6 separate regions of the Homo sapiens genome follow, and all the other regions are linked to region 1. The links are chromatin loops, found by intact Hi-C in ENCODE. Cell type or tissue: heart right ventricle. All regions are shown on one strand.

Evidence for each region. Hi-C counts contacts between places; a loop is a spot of excess contacts. Peaks named below come from ENCODE experiments on the same cell type or tissue, not always from the same donor. Only the 100,000 strongest peaks of a DNase experiment are listed, where the experiment ranks them.
Region 2: it touches region 1 in a loop (2.8-fold over the local background); 20 of 110 quality-filtered maps call a loop at or near these places.
Region 3: a loop joins it to region 1, with 2.3 times the contacts of the local background. A loop is called at or near these places in 27 of 110 quality-filtered maps.
Region 4: a loop joins it to region 1, with 2.8 times the contacts of the local background. A loop is called at or near these places in 47 of 110 quality-filtered maps.
Region 5: a loop joins it to region 1, with 2.2 times the contacts of the local background. A loop is called at or near these places in 35 of 110 quality-filtered maps.
Region 6: a loop joins it to region 1, with 3 times the contacts of the local background. A loop is called at or near these places in 52 of 110 quality-filtered maps.

What each region holds. Positions count from the first base shown.
Region 1 is chr7:47,570,398-47,575,397 of GRCh38, forward strand. The region is part of intron 1 of TNS3 (tensin 3); the gene reads right to left. Among named protein-coding and RNA genes, the nearest start is that of TNS3, 9.2 kb to the right of the region's middle. In heart right ventricle, a CTCF peak has its summit at 1,884; DNase peaks (open chromatin) are centred at 338, 1,008, 1,404 and 4,464; H3K4me3 peaks cover 867 bases; H3K27ac peaks cover 4,462 bases.
Region 2 is chr7:47,492,166-47,497,165 of GRCh38, forward strand. The region is part of intron 3 of TNS3 (tensin 3); the gene reads right to left. Among named protein-coding and RNA genes, the nearest start is that of SNORD151, 30 kb to the left of the region's middle. RefSeq lists an enhancer at 1,424-2,015. In heart right ventricle, CTCF peaks have their summits at 2,561 and 2,765; a DNase peak (open chromatin) is centred at 2,557; H3K4me3 peaks cover 658 bases; H3K27ac peaks cover 3,245 bases.
Region 3 is chr7:47,481,892-47,486,891 of GRCh38, forward strand. All of the region lies in intron 3 of TNS3 (tensin 3), which reads right to left. Among named protein-coding and RNA genes, the nearest start is that of SNORD151, 20 kb to the left of the region's middle. RefSeq lists an enhancer at 100-647. In heart right ventricle, a CTCF peak has its summit at 2,151 (motif pointing right); DNase peaks (open chromatin) are centred at 404 and 3,884; H3K27ac peaks cover 4,194 bases.
Region 4 is chr7:47,451,038-47,456,037 of GRCh38, forward strand. The region is part of intron 4 of TNS3 (tensin 3); the gene reads right to left. Among named protein-coding and RNA genes, the nearest start is that of SNORD151, 11 kb to the right of the region's middle. In heart right ventricle, no CTCF peak of the experiment used is centred here; DNase peaks (open chromatin) are centred at 2,224 and 2,774; H3K4me3 peaks cover 1,498 bases; H3K27ac peaks cover 3,830 bases.
Region 5 is chr7:47,433,503-47,438,502 of GRCh38, forward strand. TNS3 (tensin 3) reads right to left here. Exons shown (of 31, transcript NM_022748.12): 7 at 3,761-3,811; 8 at 1,780-1,902. Among named protein-coding and RNA genes, the nearest start is that of SNORD151, 29 kb to the right of the region's middle. In heart right ventricle, a CTCF peak has its summit at 2,510; a DNase peak (open chromatin) is centred at 2,489.
Region 6 is chr7:47,441,828-47,446,827 of GRCh38, forward strand. TNS3 (tensin 3) reads right to left here. Exons shown (of 31, transcript NM_022748.12): 5 at 176-228. Among named protein-coding and RNA genes, the nearest start is that of SNORD151, 20 kb to the right of the region's middle. In heart right ventricle, a CTCF peak has its summit at 3,060; no DNase peak of the experiment used is centred here; H3K27ac peaks cover 1,204 bases.

The DNA of each region.
Region 1 (5,000 bases):
TTTGTCATCAACTTTCAATAACACAACAACTTGCAATGTGGCTATTTTCCAAGGAAATATCAGTAGGCTAGATTCTCAAGTCTGTAAGATGAGTTGTAAATGGTTCTCTTCTGCAAGTTAAAGGAATAATTTACAAAGCAAAACTCCAAGAATGAAAGTTGTGGCCCTAATAAAAACATGAACAAAAGCCTGGGAAAATGTGCCGGCATTTCCCTCTCTCCTCGTAAGCAATCACTTCTAGAATGTTTTCATCTAGATGTGTAACTATCCCCTCCCATAGTGAAGTGTGCCCAGTGAGCACCGGATTGGGAGGCCAGCCCCTGGCTGTCCAGAGGATGGAATGGAGGCTCTGAGTGATGTCACACCTTGGCAAGTACACGTAGCTAACTCTAAGCTCCTTCTAAAGCTCTTATCATTTTTTTTCTTTCTTTTTTTTTTTAAGCAGCAGCAGCCTTCTTGTCCTTGGAGGAATTCAGATTTAATGAGGACAGAGAGATACAACGAAAATTACACAACCCAATCCCACAGAATGTGAGCAGATGAAGGCCATGGCTAACTGGGCCTCAGAACAGAGGGCCAGGCCTCTGGTAGTCAGCGTCCCACCTGGACCACTCTGGAAGGGACATAGCCTGGGAAGGACTCAGGAGGCCCACAGCTCCACTCCCTTCTCAGTCAGTCTGTCTTGGGGGGCCCAACGTGGAGGAACTTGGGCCAATCTGAAAAACACTTCTTTTGGGGTCAGAGCTCTCAAAAGGGTGACCAACCACAGATGAAAGAAAAGGAATCGAAGGCTAACCTGGTTTCCACTGGAAAGAACCTCGGGTACACAGTGTCGACAGCTACTCCTAACAGCTCAGTGAGGTCCGTGCTATCAACACAGTTTTCAGCACCACTTCAGAGAAGTTTGGGGACCATCCCAGGGCCACAAAGAGAACAAGTGGCAGGGACGAGAAGGGGTGCCACCTGGGTTCCTGCAAAGCCTGCTCCCTTTCCGCTTCACCCCCAGGGTAAACAGGCAGGACAACGCAGCCACAGGCTGCACCCACGCTGGGGACTTCCTCTTGTTTGCTCAAAGCCATCTGGCAGTATGGGAAACGGAAAAGCTGGTGTCCCCAGAGCTGACAAGAGGCGAAACCGTGCAGAAAAACCAGTGTGTACAAATGAAAGGAGAGGCAGTACCTCCAGAGGGTCAAGGGGACTCCAGACAATAGCGATCACAGTCGGCCAAAAGCCTCTGTCCGCTCCCACTCATTCGCCCAGCTCATCTTGGCATTGAAAACGGAAGCCGGGTCTGTCTGGAAATCAGCTGGAACCTTTTTGGCTACAAAGCTGAACTCAGCACCAACAGCCCCCAGCTGGCCGCTCACCAAGAGTCCTGGTCACAGACTCACAGGCCAAGGTCGGCATTAAGCGGCCCAGTGCGTGTCTAGCCCTGTCAGCATGCCGCTGGCCACACAGCTGTGCTTGCCCCGTGCGTGGTGTCCCAGGGAACTATGCTTTGGAAGAACTAACCCAGTCTGTGAAGAGCTAGCCTGGCAGGAGCCACAGCACCTCCCACTCCTCTCACCGCCAGGGCCCACAGGTCCTGGCAGCCAGCCATCAGGGAGAGGAATGCAACTCCGCAGGGCATGACCACGCAGAGGGGCCACCTCACTGCTAGGTGTGAGGCTGCAGAGACCTCCCCATGGGCTCCGCACAGACAACCAGACACCCGACAAGCTGAGCTGATGTGGAATGGGCATGTTCTAAAAGAAGCAGCACTGACAAACATCTTTTACTCACAAATAGCCCGGCAGCCGAGGGACCATTTGGAGTAAGGCCATCCCTCCAGGGCGTTCTGAGAAGTCACTACAGTCATAAATGGGAGGGTGACACCCAGAGACCGGCAACGGCAACGCCTAGGTCGGGATCCAGGTTTGGGAGAACCATTCGCGCGGTAGTCACACACACACTATGCTTCTCACGCCCACTGCTGCAAACACCTTCGTGGGAAGAGGAAAATGAATGATCGTGTGTTCTGTTATCCTGTGAGAAGAGTGAGCCTTTAAAAAGTGAATAAACACCATTCCAGTTGTCGCAAAATCTCTACTAATAATAAGCAAAATGCCTTAAAAGCACAGTATGCTCTCGATGACCTATGTTTTGGATTATTCCTATTTAATGGAGGTGGGGGTGGGGAGTTAAAGAGCAACACATGATCGGGTGCAGTGGCTAAGGCCTGTAATCCCAGCACTTTGGGAGGCCGAGGCGGGCAGATCGCCTGAGGTCAGGAGTTCGAGACCAGCCTGGCCAACATGGTGAAACACTGTCTCTACTAAAAATACAAAAATTAGCGGGGCGTGGTGGCACACGTCTGTAGTCCCAGCTATGGAGGCTGAGGCAGAAGAATTATTTGAACCCGGGATGGGGAGGTTGCAGTGAGCTGAGATCGTGCCTGGGCGACAGAACGAGACTCCGTCTCAAAAAAAAAAAAAAGAGCAAAACATAGCAACTCTGTGTGTTGCGGGTTACCTGTCTCACTCAAATTTTTCATCAGAATAATCTGGTTACACCTGAATCCTTGCCAGTGGAAAATGAGAAAGGCCTCACAGGGATATGTGGGGAGTTGCCACCAGGGCTGCCCCAGAAATCAAGGGTCACGTGTGGCCCAGGCTTGGGAAAACATTTCTCAAACCACGTGGTCCCAATGCAGGCTGGATCTCCAGAGGTGGGGCCCACCCACCAGTCCTTCCCTCGGAAAGAGACCACGGCCCCAAGGACTGAAGCCCAACCAAGTAACTTAACTATTCATTATGCTAATATGCCCTTTGTTGAGGACCCAGGAGCCAACGCCCTGATACAAGCCAGCAGGGCAATGCCTTCACCCACCTCACGAGCAAGCCTATTCTTCCCTTATGGGCTGTGCTCTTGGAAATTTCTGTGCAGACTCTCTCCACCTCCCACCCTGGGGACACCCTGCCGCCCTCCACGCTGCCTCCCACCAGCCCGCTAGGTCGCTGGGGCATTGGTCTCAAATCTACAAGCGCCATGGAAAGTTGTCCAGGGCTTTGCCACAGTTCTCCGAAAGGGTGAAACACCCTACCTTGTGTCTTTGTATTCTTCTTTGCCTTCTGCAAATCCCCTTTGCTACTCCAGAACACAGCAGGTGGCCCTGCCCAGGGCCTCTGCCCACGCTGCCCCTCCATCGCGACGGGTCCTTCTGCAAAGTCGCCCAGGATTTAGTCCCTCACCTCCCCCAGCCCAGCATCCTCTTGGAAAGAAACACCAGTTGACTCCAGATAGAGCAACCCACCACCCCGTCTCTGGGCCTGCAGGCCTGCCCGGCCAGGGACCTCAAGTAATCCAGAGGAGAAACATTAGGATGAGTCTGCCTCCTCCTTGAGCCCCCAAATCCCACCAATTCTGCAAATGCCCACGTTGGAAAAGATGCCAGTAATTCTGGTTCAACATGTTCCAAGGAGGGGAAAACGACAGCCTGCTGTTGACATTCCTGATTTGGAATTGTGAACACATTCTTAGAGGGTAAAAATTAACCACCATCAGTTGGGGAAGGCATTATGGGGAGGGCATTATGGCTGCACTTCAAGGACTGATCACAAGAACCGCCTCACTCCAACTGCCCAGGGCCTGCATCGACGTTTTAACAGAGCCAAACCAGAGCGAGCCCAGTTCTGGACCGTTCCCTCAGAAAAGCAGCCGAGGAAACCCTGAGTAATTGCACTCATAGATCATAGGCTCTGGCATGTGGTTCCCAGACTGAACCATTTATCCAAATTAAAACCATTCTCCAGAAACAAAATCAGACCCTTTTAATTGAAAATAAAACCAAGCAACCCCGAAGGCTCTTTTTTTTTTAAATGAAAGACATTCTTCCTGCTTTCTCATCCCATTAATCACAGAGTTTACACAATCTGTCAAAATAGCTTGGTAAGAAGTCTCCCTCTTCCTTTTCCTGCAGGCCTGGTTTTTACCCTGGGGGTGATAACCTAGCCATGTTTAAGGACAGCGGGTGGACACCGTGAGAATCCAGCCAGCACCCTATGTCTCAACTGCAATTTGACCATATATACTAAGGAGTTCCAAAAAGCTTGTGCTCACCAAAAAAAAAATGGAAAGCAGGGACTTATACACCCATGTCCATAGCAGCATTATTCACAACAGCCGAAGGGTAGAAGTAACTGAAGTGTATCAACAGATGAATGGATAAACAAAATGTGCTATTCATACAGACACACACACACACACACACACCCCCACACACACGGTATTATTCAGCCTTAAAAAGAGAGAAATCGTGACACATGCTACAACATGGATGAAACCTTGAGTACAGTATTCTAAGTGAAATAAACAAATCACAAAAAATACAAATACTGTATGATTCCACTTGTATGAGGCACCCGATGTAGTCCGTTTCACAGGGACAGAAAGTAGAATGGTGGTTGCCAGGGACTGGGGGGAGGGGAACATGGGGAGTTAGTGCTTAAGGGACACCGAGTTTCAGTTCTGCAAAATGGAAAGAGTTCTGGAGCTGGAGGGTGGTGATGGCTGCACAACGTGAAGGTTCTTAATGTCGCCTAACTGCCGCAGTTAAACATGATTAAAACGACAAAGTTCATGTTATGCATGTTTTACCAAAGCTTAAAAAAAAAGATGTTTGTATTCTTTGATGCCAAAGAGTCTGCTAGAAATCCTTTCAAGAGCATGACTAGCTACGATCTGCCCAAAGACCTATGTGCAAGCATAACACAGGATGTAAATGATCAATGAACAAATAGTGAAGTCCAAATATCATGGTACATCCACATACTGGAGTACTATACTGTCATCAGCAGTCATATTTATGCAGAGCTATTTCTGGATTGGGAAATGCTTATACTGCCACATTGACTTTAAAATGCAGGATACAAAATAATACATATGGTATGATCTCAGCTTGGTAAATTAAAAAAGCACAGAAAACATATGGCACACAAGAAGGCTAAAATATGAACCTCTGT
Region 2 (5,000 bases), 78 kb before region 1:
CAGGGAGTCATCATCTCATGTCCACCCTACACTGGCTTTCTGTCATGGCTCTGGCCACCCCACAGTGGGGGCAGCCCCTCACCACAGCTCTCTGTTTGGCCAGCAGCAGGAAGGCTGGGTTTGGAGCCCATGTGCCTGGTGCGCAGGCCTTCATGGAGGACACAGCCGCATATCGGCAGGCTGCCCTGCCTGCCGCACGGTAGACTCCAGGGCCTGGCACTGTCAGCTCCCCACACCTGATCTCTTCTTATCCTCTTTCCTCACCTGCAGCCAACATAGTCCAGGCTCAACTCCCTTGCCTAACCCTACCTCCCACCTGTGAGCCTCAGCCCAGGCTGCTCCCTCTGCCTGGAAAACCACCTGCCCACCTCCTACTGGGCAGGTGCCTGTGCCTCAAGGCCCAGTGGCAAGGCCCCTTCTTCAGGAGACACACAAATAAGATGTGCTTTTATTTCTGCTTCAAGAGAAGAGCACAGAAATGTTATGACCCTCTGCTCCTGTGATTTTGTAATATCCTCTTCTTATTTTAAAGGAAAAGGTCCAAGGAGGCAGTAACACTAAAACAAAGCACAGTTTTCCGAGGCTTTTAAAATGAGGGGTGGGCCCCACATCCACCAGGGAGCAGGCAAGCAGGTGTTTGTATTTTCAACCACGCCAGCCTCATGCTGAGAAAGGCGGGGTTCCGGACATGGAGCTCTGGAGCAGGAGGAGCTCCCACTGCCTGTGAGAGCCAAGGCCCGTTCATCAGGACGGCACTGAGCTCACAGGGAGCAGAGCCTCGGGCGATGACATCAGCTAATGCCACCCCCAGCTCCTGCTTCTTGGGGGTCTGTGGCATCTGAGGTTTCCATATGAAATCAATAGCAGGCTCTTCATATCAAGCCCTGGCTTCCACTGACCTGTTGCTAATGACAAGGCAGAGGAAGTGGTCACCCCTAGGGAGGGGATGCCCAGATCTCGAATAAAACCACCCTCCAGAGTGAAGCGCAGAGCTCTGACAGTCAATGTTCAGTGGTCATCCGTAAAGAAAAGGAATAGCACAAATAAGTGAGCTGGTCACTTCGCCAGACTTTGGGTCAGTTGTCTCAACCTCTCATTCATTCATTCATTGCAGAATGGCATATCAAATATCACACTTCGGGGCACTCGGAGATGAGAAAGAATTAGCAGTTGCCTTCGAAATTCAGTTTAAAATGGAAGAAAAGGTATAAACATACAACAGTTATTCAGGGAAGAAAATGGTAAATTCCACAAAGGTAGGCACCAGAGAAATTTTCCCTGAAATACATTTTGGCAAGAGTGTTTAACAATCACATGATGAACAGTTTGGGTTTTACCAACTGTCCTTTGCTCTAAAGAAGGCTGACAAGAGGCCGGGCGCGGTGGCTCACACCTGTAATCCCAGCACTTTGGGAGGCCAAGGCGGGTGGATCACGAGGTCAGGAGATCGAGACCATCCTGGCTAACACGCTGAAACCCTGTCTCTACTAAAAATACAAAAAAAAAAAAAAAAATAGCCGGGCATGGTGGCGGGCGCCTGTAGTCCCAGCTACTTGGGAGGCTGAGGCAGGAGAATGGCATGAACCCAGGAGGCGGAGCTTGCAATGAGCCGAGATCGCGCCACTGCACTCCAGCCTGGGCAACAGAGCGAGACTCCGTCTCAAAAAAAAAAAAAAGCTGACAAGAAAAGAAAACATGAGAAACCCTAAGAGCTCACAACTTATCAAATCTTTTAAAATTAAGCATTGAGCTGCAAATGGCCAACTGGCCAACTCTAATGTCCACATAAGCATATTTCATGAAACCCAAACTAGTTCCTGCTGGTCTGAAGCTAAACTGCCACCCCTGTTCACAAAATCTTGATAATGGCATTCCATTTAACTCTAATGTCCACATAAACATATTCCATGAAACCTAAACTGGTTCCTGCAGGTCTAAAGCTAAACTTCCACCCCTGTTCACAAAATCCTGCCAGTGGCATTCCTCTCTGCCCAGTGTCTCAAATTCAAAACCTAAGGATTACTCACAAGCCGTGCCTCTGACCCACCGGGTGGGTATGCCAATCCTAACAGGTCTACCTTTAAAATGCCCACAAGTCTACTTCCTACTGACCCCACCCATTGTTCAAGGTTGGGCCACTCCAGCTCTTGCTGGGCAGTGCTAAGCTTTCTAACCAACCTCCTGAGGTTCAATCGACTCCCCTCCAAATGCTTTTTAGAAGTAAAGAAACCTCTGAAAAAGCGAAAGGTTTTAGATAAAGATTCTGAAAGCAGAATTTCTCACATCACAGTATTGCAACCATTCAGCCATTCTATCCACTCCACCTCCCCTGAAAGACACAGTTGTGAGTTTGTTATTCTAAAGACCTTCTGAACAGGGGGCAGTTTCCAGTGATAAGGGAGGGTTAACAGCTCAGATCCTTGCACACCGCTTTATTAAGAACAGAAAGGAAGCCTGCGGGCTTCGGAAAGTTCCAGGGTAATTTGGAGTTGAGGGTGCACAGACACACACACAGTGCGCAGAAAGGCAGGAGTTGAAATGCCTAGAAACACACAAAAATGAACTCCGCCAGCTGCTCCCGGGAGGCGGAGAGAGGGCGCCCCGCGAGCTATTTCTGTGCTTGACAGAAAATGGGAGTAGGCACTTCCTGAATCCCTGCCTAAAATTAACTGCTTTACAAAAGGGGGGAAGGGGAAACCCATGGTGAAACAAGTTTTATTTTACAATTCAAAATCTGGAGGTGGGGATTTGAATGCTTCGTTATGGGTTTTGGCCCCGCTGATAAAAATGTGGCTGAAAAAAAGAAGAAATGGGGGCTTCACTAGGAAACCTACCCTTCAGAAGTAGCCCCACAAAAATAAAGCCAGCGGTTTGATTAGAAACGTTCTTCTCCCCGGCGCCTGTAGTCCCAGCTACTCGGGAGGCTGAGGCAGGAGAATAGCGTGAACCCGGGAGGCGGAGCTTGCAGTGAGCCGAGATTGCGCCACTGCACCCCAGCCTGGGCGACAGAGCCAGACTCCGTCTCAAAAAAAAAAAAAAAAAAAAAGAAACGTTCTTCTCCCCATGGAACGTGAAGCCATGTCTCAATGAGAGGCATGAAGGCGCATGCACAGCAACACTGGTGCAGTCGCCAGAGAGCACAGGCTTCAGTGCCGCACATCAACTAAGTGCCTGTCCTGTGGTCTAGGGGGCTGAGACTCATGGACACACACGCTGACAACATGAGAGGGCAGCGTCTGGGGCAGGGGCTGCACGAGACAGAGTGGGGTATCTGGAAGTATGGTGGGCACAGGGCCACGACCCCCGCCCTGAGGACGAGGCCTGCAGAGGTCTCTCCTAGCCTGACAGGGATGGTTATGTCCCAACAGGGGCGGGCTTCCAACACCTCTCCCAGCCTGAACTCAGGCTCTGGAAGACCTGAGTCTGAACGGGCCATAGAGAGGTCTCAGGAACAAGATCCCACTGGGAACCTACACTCAGAGCCAGAATGCAGTCTCCCAGCCAGAGCCAGGGCCCAGGACTGCCAGAAAGTCCCGGAGATAAGCTTCTGCAGAGATGACATTGCTAGATGCCAGGGTGGGTGGCATCCATGTGGAAGAATGACTGTAGTAGAAATTTTAAAAAGATGCACTGCATATGGTGTCTAAACATTGAAAGAGAACAGGCCGTTCTGCAGCTCCCCAACTGCAGCACACCTTCCTCCTCCATCTCGGCAGAGGGAAGGGGTAAGGACAGACCACTCAGGAGAGCAGTGGACGAAACCACACACATTATGACAAGTGGATTTCTAACCTGGACAGAGCCAGAGGCAGGGTCAGAGAGGAAGAGCTGTGATCCAGAAGGAGCACACGGTGCCACAGGGCTGGGGAGAGGCCCCGATGCCACCCAGCCCAGAAGCCCAGAGGTGAAGAGGCCCTGGATTGAGGAGAGGAGAGGACCCCAGTGAGCCTGGAGGAGGGGTGACAGGATAATGGGAGGAAGCATACATTATAGACTCTGAGCAGTTCAAAAACTGAATGGTGGTCTGAAAAAAGGGGTAGTAAGATAAGCACGTCAAAAAAGGACATCACTGAACAGGATGTGAGCTCACACAGGGGAATACAGAGTTTGGGGTCTTCTAGAAAGGGGCCAAGGGCTCCTGCAGATGGCAGCCAGAGTCAGCAGAAAGAGCACCTGGGGCCACATGTGTGGAAGGAGGGACGTTTCCCCTGTGACCAGAGCTGATGGGCAGGAGGTGCTGGAGCCAAATGGCATTTTCAGGAGTGTTTCAAGCTGATTAATGTCAGGCTGGTAGCTTGGAAGCAGGCGGGGGGAGGTGAGGTATTTTCACCAGGGGAATCAGCAGAGGCTGCCAATCAGCCCGCTGCACCCCCAGCAGGGTATAAACCCTCATCTGCACACCACCGGCCAGAACGTGTTTCAAGAGAAGCGGGAGTAAAAGCGATGGTGGCCAACGCAAACAGAGTCTGAGTGGGAGAGTCCACGCACACGCAGTACAGAACGCCAGGCACAGGTGAGAGAGGCGGAGGGCTGGGGATGCATCTGTACCTGCTCGTCAGGGGCTTGTGGGAAATCACATCAGAAGTCCAAGACCAAGCAGGCAGGGACACCTGCAGCACCCAGCTCTGCCCTAGGCCCAGATACCCTGGCTGCAGCGATGTGGGCCAGGACTACGGAAGTCCTCTGTGGGGTGAGCCAAGGCAGGGTGAGCCTGTGCAAATGCAGGAGGCTGGGGGGAGTAGAAAGAAGGGCAGCCAGTCAGGGGAAAGGTCACAGAGCTGGCCAGAACCAAGGCAGCATCGAGCAAGAGGCACTTGGATTCCAGTGTCAGAAAATATTAAGCCCACGGCTCTGCCATTAGCCATATGGAACCACTTTCAGGTGGGCCTCAGGCTAAGTCTGAGGCACTAATTAAGCCCACTAAATGGAATTTGTTTGCTTAAAAGAGCAGACCCCATTCTCAGAAGAAAATTTAGAAAATATATATACTTTCTTGTCAT
Region 3 (5,000 bases), 89 kb before region 1:
TCTGGGCCTCAGTTTCCACATCTGAAAACTGCAGGTAACAATAGTGCCTTCCGGGCAGGGTCATGGTGAGAATTAAGAGATGGCGCGTGAGGAGCTCAGAAGAGTGGCACAGGGCAGGGGCTAAGGGAGCCAGGCAGGCATTGCGCTGCTCTGGGGGGCCGCTCAGGAGCCAGGCGCCAGCAAACAGGATTCAGTTCCTGGTGAGTGACCTCACTCCTTAGCTTTCTCCTGGCACTGCCCCCTCCAGATCCCTGGCACCTGCCTTCTCAAAGAGTTTTCTGAAAATGTGCAACCGAAGGAGAATCGTAGAGAATCTCAGAGATCTGACTAATTGTACTTGTGGTTTGGAGTGGGCGGCGGCGTAATCTTGGCTTTTACCAGGATAACTATTTATAGCCTCTTGCTTATCTTACGCAGTCCAGTCCTCAGGGAGTATGTGACACATGGCCGTTCCTGTGTCTGGGACACATCATTACTCCACCATGGCTCTGACTCAGACGGATGTCTGGGGCAGGGGTCCTCTCTCAGGGCCCCTTTAAAGTTTGATGAATGGATGAGAGAATAAGTAAACAAATAAATGTAAAGCAAAACAAAACAAAAACAGCTTTGGAAACAGAAGGAGTCACAGACAAAACCTTACAGGATGGCGGAAACAGCCGGACAAGGAGACCCCATGGTTAACAGAGCGGTGTGACTTATCTCCCCTCAAGCATGGTATCTACTCAGTGCACACATGCATCTTGTTGCCTCACTCCACATGTGACATGCAGGCAAGAAATGTGCGAAGAATCAGGGCCCCTGCCTTTCAAACTCACTATCAGCATTCCTGCAATGGCATGTCAAGCATGATGAAAAAAAAAATGAGCTATGAAGGCAGGAAAACACAAAGAGGAAACTTAAATGCATATTACTAAGTGAAAGAAGCCACTCTGAAAAGGCCACATACTGTATGATTTCAACTCTGTGACATTCTGGAAAAGGCAAAACTATGGGACAGTGAAAAGGTCAGTGAAAGCCAGGGATTAGGAGGGAGAGAGGAACAGGCAGAGCACAGAGACTCTTTAGGGCCATGAAGCTATTCTGCTTGACACTATAAGGATGGACGCACGTCATTCTGCATTTGTCTAAACCCACAGAATGTACAACACCAGGAGAGAATCCTAATGTAAACCGAGGGCTCTGGTTACTAAGACTGTATCAATATTGGCTAATCAAGTGTAACAAATGTACCACAGGAATGGAAAATGTTTATATATGAAGAGGAAGAAGAGTGTGTCCAATTTTTTTTTTTTTTTTGAGACGGAGTCTCACTCTGTCACCCAGGCTAGAGTGCAGTGGCACGATCTTGGCTCACTGCAAGCTCCGCCTCCCGGGTTCACGCCATTCTCCTGCCTCAGCCTCTCGAGTAGCTGGGACTACAGGCGCCCGCCACCACGCCTGGCTAATTTTTTGTATTTTTAGTAGAGATGGGGTTTCACTGTGTGAGCCAGGATAGTCTCGATCTCCTGACCTCATGATCCACCCACCTCGGCCTCCCAAAGTACTGGGATTACAGGCGTGAGCCACCATACCTGGCCTGAGTGTCTGATTTTTGTATAAATCTAAAACTCTCTTAAAAATACAGTCTATAATACATTTTTTAAATTCACTCTCTGGAAGCACACGTTTGTTGAGACAATGAAAAGAAAAGCCTTGTGCAATGTCAGAAACTTGAGTTTTAAAGACGGCAGCCACTTAAGGATTTGGTCCAGAAGCCAGGTCTGTGTGTTCCCACATCCCTCTGTGGCCAGATGGGGTGCAATAACGGCCCACCACCTGGCCTGGCCCCAGGGTGTCCTACAGAAAAGGAGAGGTGAGCTCTGTAAGCCGGGACTGCCCGAGTCCCATCTCACCCCAGACCATCCACGGCTTATATGGCTAACCGGCTCGCGCGATAAGTTGGCACGCCCAATCTTGTCGAACTCCATCCATCACTTGTGCTGCACATTTTCACTGACAGCCTTCTCCTGCCAGGACTTCACTTGGAAATGAAGCAGACTGGTCCCTAACCCCACAGAGCTTACGGCTCACGTAATAGAAACTGCATAAAATGAATCGTTTTTAAGAAAGTGAGCTGGGGAACAGTAGGGGGCGAGCAGCCCCCAGGTTCTGCAGAGCAAATGGCAGGCAGCCTTGCCCTGAGCCTCCACATTCGCATCCTACTGAACTTGCTCCTCTCTTCCAAGAGAACCAGTCACAGGCCCTACTGTCTGTTTGCACATGTGCTGTTACAAAATGCAGACAAAAATGTCTCAGGAAAGACCTTTTGTGGGAGTGGATTTGCAAATAAAAATGCACATGGAGCACCAACCAGAGAAAAAGGGACATTCTAGAAGCAAAGAGTCACCTGTTGATAAAGAGAAAACTCATCATTTCTATAAGTACAAACATCTCATTTAGCAAAAACCATGACCAAGTGAACACAGAGGGCACTTGTTCTTTCAATGTGGCTAAAACCAGATTCCAGGACAGGAAGTCCCTGAAAAGAGACTGTATTTCCGTCACACTTTTCCTCCCTTATACTAAGGCAGGTAAGCTGACCACAGACAGAACCACAGGATGAGGCGGCCGGGCTGGGGATGCTCATACCGGCCTGCTCAGCACCAAGGAACCTATGGGGACTGTGCGACGGTGCTATCAGCTGCATTTGCTGGACAGTCAAGTGTCACTTGCTGTTCTTCAGCCTTAGCAGAGGCAGAAGCACAGTGCTTCCGTGCACAGAGCTGCATCCCTGCTGGAGCGCACACAGCTCTCCACTGATCTACAGGCTGCCCTGCCTCCCATGCATCAGGAGGGTATCTCCTGTGGATGGAGCCAGGTAAGGGAGTAAGGCACACCTGCTTGCTCTCCTCACCTCAAACTCCAGCTCTGATCACACATTCCCCAGCACTGTGGGGTTCTTTCACTGTTTTCACTGGACAGAGGGAAGCACCGTGGGTCGGGGCCAACTCCAGGTGGGCTTGGCCTTCCTCGGCACAAAGAAGCTAACACTTCTTTAGCACTTATGTTCTTAACATGCCAGTCTGACTTATTCAGAGAGAGCAGCCACCCAACGCTGCAGGGCTGGGAGGGTCCCGGTGCACTGCATCCCCTGAGACCGTCCTGCAGACGCCAACCAGAAGCCTCTGAGCTGCGCCTGGCCCCATCAGTGCACAGCCAGCATGGCTGGGATGTGTGCGGTGGCATGGCCAGGAGTCTAGATGGGCACCCGCTGGCCTTGTGCTTTGCCTGCTCTGTAACATGATGCTGAGTGAGCTGCAGGGGCGTGAAAGGATGAGACAAGAACCAGGCAGCGTTCCCTGTGTCAAGGCACACTCCTGGGGAGGCCCACGGCTCATCCAATGTGTGGACTCGAATCAGCTGGATAAACACGAAACAGTGCCCTGTCTGTAGGTCTTTCTCTGTAGCCCTCACAATAAGGCCAGCGAGCCCCCACTCTGTGTATGAGAAGCTGCGTCTCAGAGAGGGCCAGCGCCAGCCACGGGAACTCTCCCAGAGATGACTCCAGCTGGTGCCCCAGCTCCAGGCTCCTCTCCTGATAGGAGCTGCACCCTCTCTCATAATGAGCAGCTCCCTCAGGGATTAGGGTGACAAGAGGTGACAACAGTGAGACAAGGAAGGGGGCAGAGCAGCTCCCGTTAGCAGCTACAGAAGGCTGGAGAGAAGGCAGTGGGTCATGGGCTGTGGGCCAAAAGCCATGGGCTGTGGCATCCCCGGGATCCGTCCCTCCCATGGTGGAGGCGAGGGCCCCTCTGAGAAGCCTGTTTGGGAGCCTCTTTATTGCCTTCTTTCAGCTATCCTGGGATCCTAATCTACTGTTCCCAAGGAAACCACAAACAAACACTGCTGTGCCTGCCCCACACCTGGCTACGTGGGTGCCTGGGTACACTGGCATCAATAACCTTGTCCCCAAGCCAGCAGGTCCACAGGACAGAGGGGCAGAGGGACAAGTGCTTGCCACCAAGTCATGACTGTGTCCTTGGGAATGTGAGTGTGTGGGTGAGCGTATGTGTGTGTGGATGAGTGTGAGTGTGGGTGTGTGAATGTGGGTGAGTGTGGGTGTGTGAGTGTGGGTGTGTGGAGGTGAGTGTGTGTGGGGGTGAGTGCAGGTGTGTGAGTGTGGGTGTGTGGGTGAGTGTGTGTGTGTGAGTGACTACATGTGGTGGTGTCTGTGTTTGACTAGGTATATTTTACTGTGGATATCTGCAAATATATTCTTTTGTGTGAATGTGTGTAAGTTTGAGAGTGTTGTGAGTTTGCATATGAGTGGGTGAGTCAGTAGTTATGTGCATGGGAGTGTAAAAGTGTAGGGGGTGTGAGCGTGTGTGCTTGTGAGAATGTATGAACGTGCATGTGTGAAACTGAGTTTTGTAAGTGTGTCTGTGTGTGTTTCTATGTATGCCTATGCCTCATGTGTGTGTATTGATGTGAGAGCGTGTCTGTGTGTGTCTCCGTGTGTGAGTGTATACCTGTATGTGTCTCTGTGTGTTTGTGTGTGTGCACACACAACAAAGCTTAGCCCTGCAGTTCCATCCCCCAAGGTGAATGAAAGCACTTCAGCTAACAAGTACATTCTGCCTTAGAAAGTGCTTTCATCCAAGGTGCACTGGCCCGGCCACCATTACCCCCAGTGCTAACAGACACAGGGCCTCGGGTGCAGATCTTCCTCAGTAAGGAGTGAGATCAACTCTTCAAACCTGAACCAATCCCTCTCTGCTTACTTCTGGGAGATCCAAGTCCTGGGAGAAATAAAGGACAACTCAGTTCTCCTCGTGCTTGACCGACATTGTTTTCCTTTTGATGAACACAATAAAACTCCAAACTCAGCTTTTATTGTTGTTTCTTATTAAATTTCACTTTGTAAACAGCCATATAGAAAGTGACATTTTTCCATCAGTTTCTCTAAAGCCGTGTGGGTATAGCTGATGCACTACATATTCTGTATAAACATGCATATTCTG
Region 4 (5,000 bases), 120 kb before region 1:
GCAGGAGGATTGTTTGAACCCAGGAGGTGGAGGTTGCAGTGAGCCAAGATCATGTCATTGCACTCCAGCCTGAGACGCTGTCTAAAAAATAAGAAAAAGCAGCCCTTTTATGGACGTCATGTTAGGAATCCCAGCAAGGCCTAAGCCTGCAAAGAGAATATCAGCTCCCCTGGGTGTCCCCAGGGCCTGTGCGCTGCTCCTAGCAGCCTGACCAGCCCTGAAAACTAGCAGTGTAAACAGCTCTGTAAAAAGAAACAAAAGGCCAGGCACAGTGGCTCACGTCTGTAATCCCAGCATTTTGGGAGGTGGAGGCAAATGGATCACTTGAGGCCAGGAGTTCGAGACCAACCTGGCCAACATGGCGAAATCCTGTCTCTACTAAAAATACAAAAAATTAGCCGGGCGTGGTGGTATGTGGCTGTAGTCCCAGGTACTCCAGAGGCTAAGGCAGGAAAATCGCTCAAACCCAGGAGGTGGAGATTGCAGTGAGCCGAGATGGTGCCACTGCACTCCAGCCTGGGCAACAGAGCGAGACTCCATCTCCAATAAATAAATAAATCAAAAGAAACAAAAGCCACGGATAAATCCACAAGGAAGCAGGACTATGAACAGCCCGGTGACGAGAGACACAGATCACAGCTGCCGGGCCATGTGTGAGGTGAGGACAATTAAACAGGTTGGGCTGAGACACCTCTGCACATTCTGTTTTTGTTTCACCAAGCAAATGGAGAAGAAATAAATGTAAAATCTTTTTCAAAGGCAACAACCTGAACAACATTCAGCTGGCAAATTTCAAGGCATTTATTTGTTCATCCTTCATTGATTCCTCCACCACCCAGCACATACGACTTGGGGGTTCAGCACACACTCTTTGTAATACTAATGCCTGGGTAGGCAGCCAGCTCTACTGCTCGAGTAAGCCGTCTGATCTTGGGAATTTACTTGCCCTCTGTGTGACTCAGTTTTCTCATCTGGAAAAGGGAGACAGAAACAGCATTCTTGGAAGGATTAAATAAGGAAACATAAACATAGGGCTTAGAACAGTGCCTGGCCAGTAATAAGTGCCAAAGAAATATTAGCTACTTATTCCATCATCTTATTTCTGTGTCAGGCCTCTGTGAGGCCCTGGAAATGCACTTTATCCACAAGTTATTAGGATCCCCCTTAGATCACAAAACCAGCTGTGACCACAATGCCCATTTAACAGTAGGAGAAACAATGCTCAGAGAGGGTAAGTGATTTTCCCAAAGCCACACAGTTAATAAGACATTTTTTTCCCTTCCAGAACAAGAATACCAGGAACCAATTAATTGTCAGGATTGCCCAACTTGATTTTCTGCTTAATGCTTTTAAACATAAGCAGCAATCGTTAAGAACTGCCAGAGAAAGTACACCCCATGGAGGGTGGGAAACTAAAATAAAGTCATCTTGTCATTTTACCTTCATGTTCAACTATGAGAAACAACAGACTAAGATTGTATCTCTATTTATTTGTAACGAAATAGTCACAGGATCCTGCCTCCCTGGCCAGGAGCTCAGGCTGGTTTGGAACCATATGGAAGGAGGCAGCTCAGGAAGACTGGCAGCAGGGAGAGGTAAGCAACACTCAGGGAGGACACAGAGATGTCAGCATTTCCAAAGAAGTCGGAAGCTCCCCTTTGCTCTTCTCACAAATAAGTTTCCCAAGAAGGGGCAGATGGGGCGGATGGTTCTTAGGACACAAGGTCCCACCGAACATCTGCAGCATTGAAGTGAAAGGGGAAAAATGACTTGGAAATGCCCCTTCACTGCAAAGCAGCCAGTACCGGAGGCCACAGAGGAGGGTGGCCAGGGACAGACAAAGTGCCCAGTGCCAGCCCAGCCGAGAGGCGGCACGTGGGGAGTTGGGAACTTACTGTGCTGGGCCTGGGCAGGGACCACCGGCCAGGGCTGCTTTTCCCTTCCAGAAACAGCTCCTCCTACGTTTCGCTCCTTCCCCTGCTTTAGTCAAGCACACCCCTCTTCGTGTTAATGTCTCGGCAGCTCTGGGCATAAAGGAGGCAGCTGGAATAGCCCACCAGGTGGGAGAGCCTGGTGAGTGTGGGAGTCCCCAGAACCACAGCCAGGAGCAGCTGGCAGGTGTGCCCGGCCCCACGGTGAGCACGCAGGCATGGAGCTCACAGGACAATGTCCGCCCGGGGCTGAGGGCCAGCCTGCCGAGGGCCAGCCTGCCAAGGGCCTGAGGGACAGGAACAAGAACAGCGCTCTCCGGGAGAGCCTTCTGACCAGGAAGCTGAGTGGCTGTGCCTTCCTGGGGACTAGCCACTAGGGAGAACCGCCTCTCAAAAGTTCCCCCAGGAAAAACAAAACCTACTTCGAGCTGCTGGGAGGGCAGGTTACTCACCTCTGTATCCCAGGTAACAGATGCCTGATGCCCACTGGCCTTCCTCCCTCCCTCTTTCCTTCCTCTCCCCCAACCCCATTCTCTCCTTTACCACTTCCTTCCTTAGTTCATTTTTGCTCCACTTCATTCCAAATAGAATTTGAGATGACTCATCGAATGAATTCAACATAACTAAATAAAATTTTTAAAATAAAAACCAAACCAATAAACAAGCACAAAAACAGGGTTAAAGACAAGAGTGGCCAGGCCAGAGAGAAGGAAAGGTATGCAGCGAAACCTCAGTTATGGGAATGAGGCACCAGACGGTTCTGAGTTACAAAACGGGAGATGGAGGCCGGATACACGGCAGATCTTGGTGACATAGAGTCCCGGACCTGCCCGAGGCGGGTTTATTTCCTCACTTAGCACTCAGAGCTAAGAGGAAGGGTGGCCAGCCCGGGCCACATCGTGTCCTCAGCTGTTAGACTCACCCAGGCAGCTGTTTAAACTGATCTCACTGATCTCATGACTACATGGTCAGTCACGTCCCTTTAACTGACAGGGAGATTTGTGTGTGCTTTTTTGTAACATCTTACATGCACTTACATTCTTTTATTTTTATCACTTATTTCATAACGAAAACATTTCTTCACATAGAAAAGTGGACCAAGGGAGGGGAGGTGGGGAGGGCCTCATTGGGCCCCCAGCATAACCCTATCAGTGGGCAGGGTGTTCTGGGGGCGCCCATTCCACTGGAAACCACGTGGTGTCTCCTTCCAGGCTGAACACAAACAGGGGGCCCCAGTTTATAACTAGCCAGGGGTGCACTGCTCAGACCAGGCTCAGCTCCACAAGGCAGCCTGCGCTTCCTGCCACCTGCCCACCATTTGGCAGGGGCAGACACAGCAGTGACGGCAGGGGGTCAAAATAGGACCACCTGTCCCTTTACTGGCCACAGTCATCAGACCCGGAGACACTAAACAGGACTTTAACTCCTCCGAGCATTGGTTTCCACCTCTGTGAAACTAGCTGACAACACCACCAGCCTCCCAGGATCTCTGTGGGGACTAAGAAGATGCCTCAAGGCACCAAGCCCAAGCCAGCAGCACTCATCATCAGCCCTGGGGGAGAGAGGAGGGTTGCATGTGTTGTTTCCAGTCCAACTCCCGCATTTTACAATGGAGGAAAGGCCATGGGGAGGGGCTGCTCTGGGGGGGCAACAGCTGGGCAGGGTGTGGCACCCTGAGGACAGGCCAGTTTATTCCTTACTTCATGGTGACAGAAAACAGGCCGAGCCCTAGAGAGCCAGCTCTCTCAAAGTACCCCCAATGGGAGTGTCCTCAACTGCAGGCAGCGGCCAGCCAGGCAGAGCCAGGCAGGGGGCTCCCATCCATAGGCGAGCAAGTTAGCAAGGGCGGCCTGGGAGGGAAGTGCCTTCTCTAGAAGGTGACAACATTGTTAATGAGCCCGTGTTAATGTCAGTCATCTCCGGAGTCTGAAAGTGCCCTGCAGCAGGTGGGAGGGGTTATGTATGCTGAGTCCACTCTGGAGTATGCCCTGCAGAGCTGCGTTCTGTCCTGTTAGATGTCCCACCCAAACTCACACAGATCCCCCTGCAGAGAGCCTGGAAACCAGCCCCTCAGGGCACAGCACAGGCATCCCAAGGACAGCCCCACCAAACCCCCAGCATACAGATACCTGGTCCTGTCCACATGGGATGTCGGGGGTGCTGACGGGGGCAAGACCCACAGATGCTGACCACCATGGGCCACAGAGATAGGTCTCTGGCCCTGCAGCCAGCTGGTTCCATACAATAGCTCAATGTTTGCAAGGCTGAGGGAAGGGCCTAATTCACCCACCCCAGCCTGGCCAACTCTGATGGGCAAAGGGGCTGCCCAGAGAATGCTGAGAGGATCACCCCAACTCAGACCAGGACCATACCTGCCTCCACACCCAGAAGGGCACAGCAGGGCTTTTGCTTTAGAATGAAGAGCTAATGAATTGCACTGACACTGACAGAGCAGCCTTAACCTGGAGTTTATCCCACAATAATCAGATTCATATGGATAACCCTGGAAACAACAAGCAGAGAGGGCTCTGAGCAGCCCTGCTTCCCTTTCATATCCACAAATGCAAACAAGTATTTGCAGGAGGGCTAGCCCATTTCAGGCACTGCAGGGAGAATGCAGGTGTGACAGAGGGGAAAGACCAGGATGGACTGAAAACTGAATGGATGAGAATCCTGTCCTGGAGGTGCTGGATAAGTACACATTTAAGACCCCATAAAGGAGAGAGAAGGCAGTGCCAGAGGTGGCGGCGATGGGCACCTGGGAGAAGAAGAGCTCGTCTCCAGCTCTAGAAACCACGGCCACTTTGCAGATCCATCAGGGCAGCTCTTGGGATAGGCCAGGATGGCTAGAAAGCATCTGATACAAAGTGGGCGCCTGTGGCAGAGGTGGGGCAGGAGGAGCAAATTCCTTCAGAGGACAGAGTCTGGGCAGAGAAATGGAGGCACACTGCGTGTGGTGGGTGGGGCAGCCAGGAGTGACACACGCCATGCTCACAGGATGCATGAGAAAGAGGCTCAAGCCCGGGCTCAAGGAGCCCAAATGCCAGATGATGAATCCATGACGATGAA
Region 5 (5,000 bases), 140 kb before region 1:
GGTCCCCACTAGGACCCATATGTTTTAAATAATCTCATCATTTCTTTCAATTTCATTTAAAAAATTGAAGTGAACAACAACTAAAATGGAATAAATGGCCAAGGATGGCACTTTTCAAGTCCAGCAACTCCAAGAGACTTCTGACAATGCAGCAGGCAGCAGGTCTGGGTGTGCCCTAGAACCTGCACTTTCCACAGGTGCTGCTGCTGGGCCCAGGCTCACAGCTCAGGAATGCTGCTTAGAACAGCTTGCTACGTGATCCTGGGCAATGATGATCCATCAATATCAGGCTCACTGTGTCAAAATCACCACACCAAGCCTGAAAAGCATAGGTTGTTTTAATTAACAAGAATTATATTTATTTAAAAGTCCGTCTGTCTATCTCTCTCTCTCTCTCTCTCTCTCTCTCTCTCTCTCTCTTAGTTTGCACCAAAACACAATTTGGGTGAAGGATCCATAATCTAAAATAATACTTGAAAAGATCAGGTCATCACGGACGATTTGGTGGTCCTAATGGGTGTACCTGTCCATTTGGGGGGAAAATATGATCAAGTTAGATGTGAGGAAAGAGACAACACTAGAGAGAAGCAAATAACATCTGTGTGCCCCGATGGAAGTTTTCTGCACATCAAGTGGTCATCATATGCCTTACAGCTGTAAACACCATCCACAAGCCAGCCTACCTAGTGCCTTTGCAGGAAAGATATACTGAGAGTCTAATATAACTCAAAGGGAAGCTTCTTTCAAACTAAATTCCATAATACAATGGATTTCTGTGCAGTTTTTTAGTGTAAAAGAGTCCGGAAGAAAAAAAAAAAAAAAACTTCTATCTTGAACCGTCAACACTTCCTAGATACTTTGATGGTCCTAAGAATGCTTTGTCAAACACACAAAATAGGGAGCTGCCCATTAATGAACAGTGACCCCAGCCCACTGGCTACATCCTTTCCCAAAGGATTCCTCCCTGACTCAAGGTGTGACTGGAATAAGAGCTTTTCTCTAATAGTAAGTTTCTGGCAGGAGGGTTAAGCTTCACACACTTACCCCTCAGTGAGTTTGCTTTCAGTCCAACCCCTTTCAACAACAATCACATTTGAGGAGCAGTACAAAGCAGTTGAGAAAACTGGGAATTAAGAGGAAAGATCCCAGGAGGTGGGAGGAGGAAGCATGGAAGGAGCCCGATGCAGCCAGGAGGAGGAGTGCCCACCAGCTATGCACCTGGGCTGCTGGCATCCACCAACCCTGCTGGGGCTGACAGACAGACAGTCCCGGCCACTCTGTGAAGATGTACAGGCCATGTCTGCACTGCAATGGCTCCACGTGGAAAGGACAACACGTTTACTGCAATGGCATCATGCCATCATCTAGTCCATCAACTGATTACCATAACTCAAGATGGCATGGAAAGTCTGACACAGTCCATCTGAAAAGGGCATACATAGCTCTTTTGAAAAGGAGGGCTTTCCATGAAAAATAAAATTTAATAAAAATGAAACGATTTGCTCTCATAATCGTGGTCAATTTGGGGTCAACAGTTTCAAATGTCCAGCTACACATTCAGGGACCACAATCCTATAAATTCTAAAGCCAAACTTGGGGAGGTGTGATAACTCTGTTTCCTTCTTTAAGAGCAAGTAGGAAAACCTAAAGACAAACCCATAAGGAGCACATCGCACCAGCTCAAAGCGGAAATGTGCTCAGATGCAGCATTGGTCTCCATCTCAACTCCAAAGGCTGAAGCCCAGCCAGACCCCCAAATGTGAGAGGGGGCGCACTCACCCTGCAGTGAATGACGACCACATGCTGGAGGTTGCTGTTCAGCCAGGACTCCTGCGCCTTGCATATGGTACACATCTTATCCAGGGGCGGTGCGTGGAGCTCTGGCCAGCCCACATCCATGATCTGCAACAAGAAAGGGGAGCTTCCTCGGTTTCCATTTCCTAAAACCTTCTGAGGCCATCTCACAATGACTTCTTTCATCATCAGTACATTTCATTTGGGAGTAAAGAACATGCTGGGTGACCCTTTCCTAAAACTCAGTGAGCATGAGGATCAACTTCCTTCACTGGGAAGAAAAAATAAAGCATTATACTGCCCATGTGATGCCTCTTCTTCCAGGGGCTCATCTGCTCTTCTGCAGCTGGGGTGACAATTCTAGAAAGGTCTTTGAGTTGCTGATGGTGCAGGTTGTGTGGACGGGGCTGCAGTCCAGTGAGATCACAAACAGGAGTCCTAGGCCCAAGCTGCTGCCAAAATCTCCCCACTCGGGTTAAAATCCCAGTTTGGAGAGTGCAGCCAGCCATCTCCCACACCGTGCGGACAACACCTCAGAGACAATCTCCTGGAAAGGCAGCACTTAAGGAGGAAGCACCTTCAAAACTCTAATTAAGTTTGGTGCTTGGACAAAGAAAATCACCACCATGTGCTAAAGACACAGTGACTCGGTGCAGAACTGCAGCTCTGAGCGTCCTGAGGCACACACAAGTCCACAGTGGCCCACAGTGGCCACACGGGGGTGTTGCTTTTCCTTTGATTTCCTTTTGTCAGTAGGACGAGGACAAGGAGCTCTATCTTATGATGAAAGTCGTAGAAATAGTGTAAGACTGTTGGAAATTTCAGAAAGTTGCCAGGAAGTAGGAAAAGTCACTACCCCTGCCACCACTCAAAGATAACCACTGCAATGTTTTCATGAATCCCTTAGTCTCTTTTCTGTATACATTTAGCATAATTGAGATACTATTATACATAAATTCTATACTCTACTATTGTTAACTAGTATTAAAATAGGCAACTTATCATGTTTCTGCTTTGTTACTCTAATGGCTGCAAAATATTTCAACATATAGAATATACATACATATATGTACCACAACTTATGTTGACTCAGTCTTAAAATTATCCCAAACTTTGCTGTTGAAAATGATCATGAAGGGTGAGGGGCAAGGGGAATGAGAGCATTAGGACAAATACTTAATGCATGAGGGGCCTAAAACCTAGATGACAGGTTGATAGGTGCAGCAAATCACCATGGCATATGTGTATCTATGTAACAAACCTGCACGTTCTGCACCTGTATCCCAGAACTTAAAGTAAAATTTGAAAAAATTTTAAAAATTTTTTAAAAAATGAAAATTATCATGAAAGGAGTGGATTAGTATGACCATAAAGAGATACTAGCAGAAGAGAGCCCCATGCTGATGGAAATGTTTTGTCTCTTGTTTGTGGTGGCTTAACAAATCTATACACATGATGCAGTTTAGATTTATTCTATACATATATTTGTTATAGATTTGTTCCATGCATATATATATGCAGTATATATGAAAGATCCCAGGAGGCGGGAGGAGGAAGCATCATGTGTATAGATTTGTTCTATACATATATATTAGTATTTATCATCTATACACACGATGCCGAGAAACACACATGTACGCAAAACCAGGGAAATGTGAGTGAGGTCCGTGGACTATACCAATGCCAACTTCCTGACCTAGATATTTCACTATTAGTGTTGTAAGATTCTCCCACTGGAAAGACTGGGTGAGAAGTACAGGAGATCTCTGTATTATTTTCACAACTTCCTACGAATCTCTAACTATTTCAAACTGAAAAAAAAGTAATTAAAATAATTGATATGAACAATTCCTAATACTCCTTATCAAGTCACATTCCACAAAGACTAGTAGCAAATTATTTTTGCACAAAATAAGCATTGTTTACATTTTACAAAATGCAGAATATAAAGGGATGAACTCTGTACCTTTGGGTTAAGCTTCGTAAGGTCATATCTCTTTTCTGAAAGGTTTAATACCTATAAAAGAGAGGAAAAATTGCCTTGCATAAAATAGATTTTAATATTTTAAAAATTAATACTTTAATTTTTATTTAATTTTAATTAATACTAATTTTTTAAAAAAATATCTAAAATCTTCACACTCACAAATCAGGGGGAAAAAAAGCTTTTAGACAAATCCTTGACATCAGAGATGAAAGCAGAAAACACATTGCATTTTTACATGATGTTTCCCTTCCAGGTACCGAGGATCAGAAAAGATTGAAAAATACAGACTTGTGTGGTCACAGAATAAAAAACAAATAAAATAAATAAGATAAGGATGGCATACAGAACCCTTACACATAAAGTCTATATTCTACTTCTTCAACTAGTATTAAACCAGGCGATTTACTGTGTTACTATTTTTTTTTAATTCTCATGGCTACAAAATATCCCAACATATAGGATACACACACACACACACACACACACACACACACACACACACGTATAAAATATATAATATAAAATATATATACACATATATATAAAATAAATATCACGGTCTTGCTCCTGACAACACAAACTGACCCGATAGAGAGGTGGTACATGGTGGGGAAGGCTGTCCCTCCTCTATGGCCTGGTGGCCCCAGGCCTGGAAAGGGCTGAGTTCATGCCCGGCCAAAAGCCATGGCCTAAGTTCACTGAAAAATCACAGCCATTTGTGGAACCTTGCTAAATACTCAAGTAGTTCAAAATGAAAATAATAATAATAATAATAATAATAATAATAATGTTCCAGCAGCAAGGAGCCTTAAAAATTAACTAAACGTCCCTCTCACTTCAGAGTCAGAGATGTGAGGAAAGTGGAGGGTGGGGGCTTGTCCTGGTCACCCAGCAAGCCCTGTTTATGACAAGGGGGGGCGCTGCTTTGTGACCCACAGTTCATTTCTAACCCTGCACAAGAAAAAGATCCCTGCCATAGCCATTTTGCAGGGAGAGCTCTGGCCCTGACAAGGCCCCACAGACAGGTGCTGGCCAGGGCTCCAGGCCCTCTGCATGGTCTCTTTGGGGAAGGGGGACTGGGGAAGAGGGGAAGGATGGCCAGAGAGGAGACTCAGGATGCGCTGACCAGCCTGGGAGTGGCTTCCAAAGGAAGGAGCCATGGTCCTGCAGAGCACACCGCCTCAGTGATGAAGGAGGAAGCCCTGAGGAGGAGAGGGCC
Region 6 (5,000 bases), 130 kb before region 1:
GCATTTAGAAACGGACAGAAAACCTGGCCTGTATCACCTTTGATTGGCAATGTTTACAACCAAAGCAGAAATTATGATTTCTACAGAAGAAAATGATGCCATGCCCAAGTTTCCTCTGTAGAGAGCTGACCTACAGCCAGAGACACAGGAATGCATGACCCACACAGACACTCACCGCAGAGGTTTATCACGGCAGAGAGAACTGGACAGCGTGGAACTCCCTGGAGCCTGCAAATAACAAAACAAGGGTCATTTTGAAGTTTCCTTTCCTGCCAGTCTACATGACACAGACACCACTGAGAGGGAACAATGACAGCCGTTCCACAGTTTAATCATAAACAGCAAGTCAATCGTAACTACAAGCCCACCTTATCACCTCAGAAGGGTCTACACCATGTTGTGTGATTCAGCTCACCAGAGGACGCAGTGCCACTAACCAGCATCAGGACGGGCTTTCACAGGAGCCAGTGAGGCCACCCTCCAGTCAGGGCAAGGTAGGCATCGCTTGGCCTGCAAACAGTGCCCTGCCCTCCAACACAGGAGGTGCCAGATGACACCAGCGCTATGACTATCATGGCTGCTATTATTTACTTGAAAGAACCAATTAATGAGTGACTTTCAGGAATTCTCAGTCATACCTACTCTTTTTTAAAGAGCCTATTCAACAGGGAGAAAAGACTCGGGTTATAATTACTTTATAGTTATATAACTCTTCCTTGTGTGTAAGGGTTGTTATATACTATGGTGACAGAGATCTACTATTTCAGGAAAAATGCCCAGCAACTGTGTGAGTAAGAAGGCTCTTCAATATTTCAGAAGTGAGGAAATTGGGACTCAAAGAGGGAAGCGATCTTGTCAGATGGCAGAGGTGAATGGGGAAACCCAGACACCCACTACAGGGCTCCCTCAAAGTCTCTTTCTGCCCCAAGCCAGGTAATGCTGCACACAGGAGCCCAGAGACCCCCGAGTTGGGGGGACACAGAGCCTCCGGCACTCCTCCTGCTCCCCGATCAAAGCAGGCCCACAGACACCACCATCAGAGGCATCAACACCCCCGATCACACCTGGGATCCCACTCAGGCAGGTGCAGCTCACCTGGACTCCTTAGGCAAGAAATGAACAGAAAACAAATTCTATGTATATTTCGGAGACCAACAATACAGATGTTTTCCTGAAATCATACCAATGCAAAGCCTAGCGCCAATTCCAAAACCACAGAGATCATCGTCTCAGCCTCCCAAGACAGGGGCAGGATCTAGGGGCGTGCTCTTCAGTTCTACACCAAGGTGCCGGTGAGCTCAGCCCTGGGTCCACCTCCTCATTGTTTTTCCCGGGAAAGCCCCTTGGCCACTCCACTTCTTTGTCTCCTGCCTTTTGAAGTGAGAATAGTAACAGACAGGGCCAGTCTCATGGAGCTGTCCAGGGATTCACTGAGGTAATTCTGTCAATGGCTTGGAATCCAGCCTGGCACCGCATGGCCACTGCCCGTGCTGGGCAGACCTGGTCAAGTGAAGTCCCGTGGTCTCCAGACCCCGCCCACCCCTGACATCTGAGCTGCACCCCCTGCTCATCCCCTATGCCCACAAAGCTGCAGGAGGCTCCAAACATGTTCCTCTGATCTTCTCAAAGCCCTAACCCAAAGCCTTTCACAGCTCAGACTAGACAGCTACAAAACAGAAGACTACTCTTTTGCCTAGTAGAGCAGCAAAAATAAAAATCTTGAAAACATTTTTTAAAGTTTTGATGAAATATAAACAGATGCAAGATTTCAGAGGACAACTTGTCAGTGTGTATAAAAAGTATTTAGAATACGGCCGGGCACAGTGGCTCACACCTGTAATCCCAGCACTTTGAGAGGCCGAGGCGGGCAGATCACTTGAAGCCAGGAGTTCAAGACCACCCTGGCCAACATGGTGAAACCACGTCTCTACTAAAAATACAAAAATTAGCCTGCGTGGTGGCGCACACCTGTAATCCTAGCTACTCGGGAGGCTGAGGCACAAGAATCACTTGAACCTGGGAGGAGGAGGTTGCAGTGAGCCAAGATCGTGCCACTGCACTCCAGCCTGGGCAACAGAGCAAGACTCTGTCCCAAACAAATAAACAACAAAAAAAAAGTATTTAGAATACAATCCCAGAGTAAACTGAATGCACTAAAATGAAGTCTCCGAAAAGGTAAGGAAATGATACATCAAAAACCCGTTTAGGTTAATTCATACAATCTGTACATGTAACACTCAAATTCAAGCAGCTCAGATGCAATCCTAATAGAGCCAATCTCATTATGGGGAAACTCAGCTTAACCAGGGTCCCATTTAATTCAAAAAAGTATTCAATAAGCCAACATCTCAGGGGAGAACAGCAAGGAGTTTGATCGACCATGGTCCTGGGTCTTACATGAACCCACCAGGATCTGACTATATGTGTCCCACATCTTCACCAGACCACGCATCCAAAATACAGTGACTCCCATTGCAATGCCATGCTGGAGTACACTGGCCCAGTTCCTACAAGTGGGCTGTCGCTTCAGACCCTATGTCACGCTTATCATTTGACCGTGAAAGACTGGCACGCAACTTAACATATAAACAGCATTATATAACTCATGGGGCAAAACTATTTAACTCTCACATGACACATCATTCCAAGATGACAACCACACAAATACGTGACTGCTCACTGCCGGCACCAACGTGATGGGGTAGGAGTGTCACCGTCCCTCAGGCGGGGCCCTGACGGCAGGAGGGAAGGAGGGAAGGGTCCCAGAAGGCATGAGGACTCTGCTGTCCCTGACGGAACCCAGGGCCCATTTCCTCAGCTGCAGAGTGAGAAGGGCAGGTCAGACAGACCCACGGGATCTTCTCAATCCAATAGTCTCTGAATCCAATTCAGCATTATAGGCCTCGATACAGTAACTCCAATGTTCAAACCCCGAAACCATACAAATTGCAACCACTGCCAAAAAAACAAACAAAAAAAACCTTTTAAACCAATAGTTATATAATTTCTAAGGTCAAGGCCAATGGAGGAAACTGTAATCTGTGCTATCACCACAGGGAGGCCCCAGCACCTGAGCTGGTGAAAAGTCAGAAAGTGTTGAATTGCACAAAGTTGCTTACATGAAGTGTTCGGAAATGCAGGGTTCCTGTAAAGTGTCCCAGCATTGCCCAGAGACACCCCTTCCTTAACCTCTGTATTGGGAAGAGGGGCAGGAAGGAGGAATTCAGCCCGTCCCCCAACATACCCAATTTTCTATGTAAGTCTACATCCACTTAAAATCGAGGCGAGAAACCCAGCACAGCTCAGGGCCACCCTCCAAAAACACAGACAGCTTGACACCCACTCAAATCCCCAGCCCCAGACCCGCATCTGTCCACCTCATGCCTCCAGATGTGCAAACACAGGTCTGGCCACCTCCAAGGCATGTGGTGCTCAGCAGCTTCCATAGCACAACCCTGAAGAGCATTGCACGGAGCCCAGCAGAAACCCCAGTAAGCAGACATCACCACCCCTATGTTACATGTTACAGGTTGGTAACATAGGGATGGTGATGAGGAAATGAGGATTTGGTGGGCGGACGTGTTGGAATCCCACAGTTAAGCTGCAGTAGCACCTTCTGACACCAAAACTCTGTTCTCCTTCCATCTCCTGGCTTTCAGGTGGTCCACACCCTCTCCTGCACAGGCTGCCCCTGAATCACATGAACATCAGTGAGGATAAAAGACTCTTGCTTGGGGGAGCTGTTCTAGCCCCGTGCCAAAAAGGGCAGAGAAACTATGGCCCTTCCATCACTTCCAAGTCAGCGTCTGAGATCTCATGTGACTAAAATCCCCCTGAATCATTCAGGGGTTAAATCTGGAACCAAGTAGAGGACATGCCTATGACAGGTCCCCCTGACACACTGGGGTAGAACCCCCTCAGCTGCTTTGACTTGGACTAAAATGAGAACCAGGCCCCATACTGAACTGGAACTGCCGCCAAGAGTTTCTGAAATACTGTGCTTGTCAAGAGGAGACTCAGGGATACAATGTCACTGTAAGTCTTTATTTGAAAGTAAACAATACACCTACACTTGGGTTGCACAAATCTAAACCCTGTGTGTGCACCATAATGCATTTCATGACTGAAGGATGACTGAGAAACTAACTTGCTATAGGTTATATTAAACCTGGCTCCTGAGAAACCCGAAATCCTAACCTCATATAAGGTTTAAAAAACTCTCTCTACTTGTAGGCACCAGTCCTGCAAATCTGTGTTGCAAACTCACTCTCTAGGTGTTTTTTTCTTTTGTTTTGTTTTGTTTTGAGATAGAGTCTTGCTGTTGCACAGGCTGGAGTGCAGTGGCACGATCTCAGCTCACTGCAAGCTCCACCTCCCAGGTTCATGCCATTCTCCTGCCTCAGCCTCCCAAGTAGCTGGGACTACAGGTGCCTGCTACCATGCCCAGCTAATTTTTTTGTATTTTTAATAGAGGCAAGGTTCCACTCTCTAGGTGTTTTGAAAAGAGAGCTGCCTGCTCACGTCCTCAGAAGCCTTCCCAAGCTGTGGTTTCCTTGTGGACCCTATCGCCAATGTCAATCAAATCCAAGCCCTTAGTGATTAGAGTTTCCATGAGATAGAAACACAAGTTGCTTCTTTTGTTCTCTTGTTTTCCAGGGTGAAAAAACCCAGACAGCAAAGCCTCCCACCCAGCCTCTGCCCAGCCCATGCCTCCCTCACCTGTGTCCCTGTTGGCATGCTCTTATCACAGCCTTCAACACCCAAATAAGAGAAAGAGAAAAGGGAGGCCCAGGTAGAATCTGTGGTTAAGGTTAAACCTGCAAAAGGTAAGCCTGCAAAGACCGCCCTGTTCCAGGCTGCCTTTTTTTTTTTTTTTTTTTTTTTTTGAGTCTCACTGTCGCCCAGGCTGGAGTGCAGTGGCATGATCACGGCTGACTGCAGCCTCTCAGTGACTTCTCGGGCTCAGATCATCCTCCCACCTCATCCTCTCAAGTAGCTGG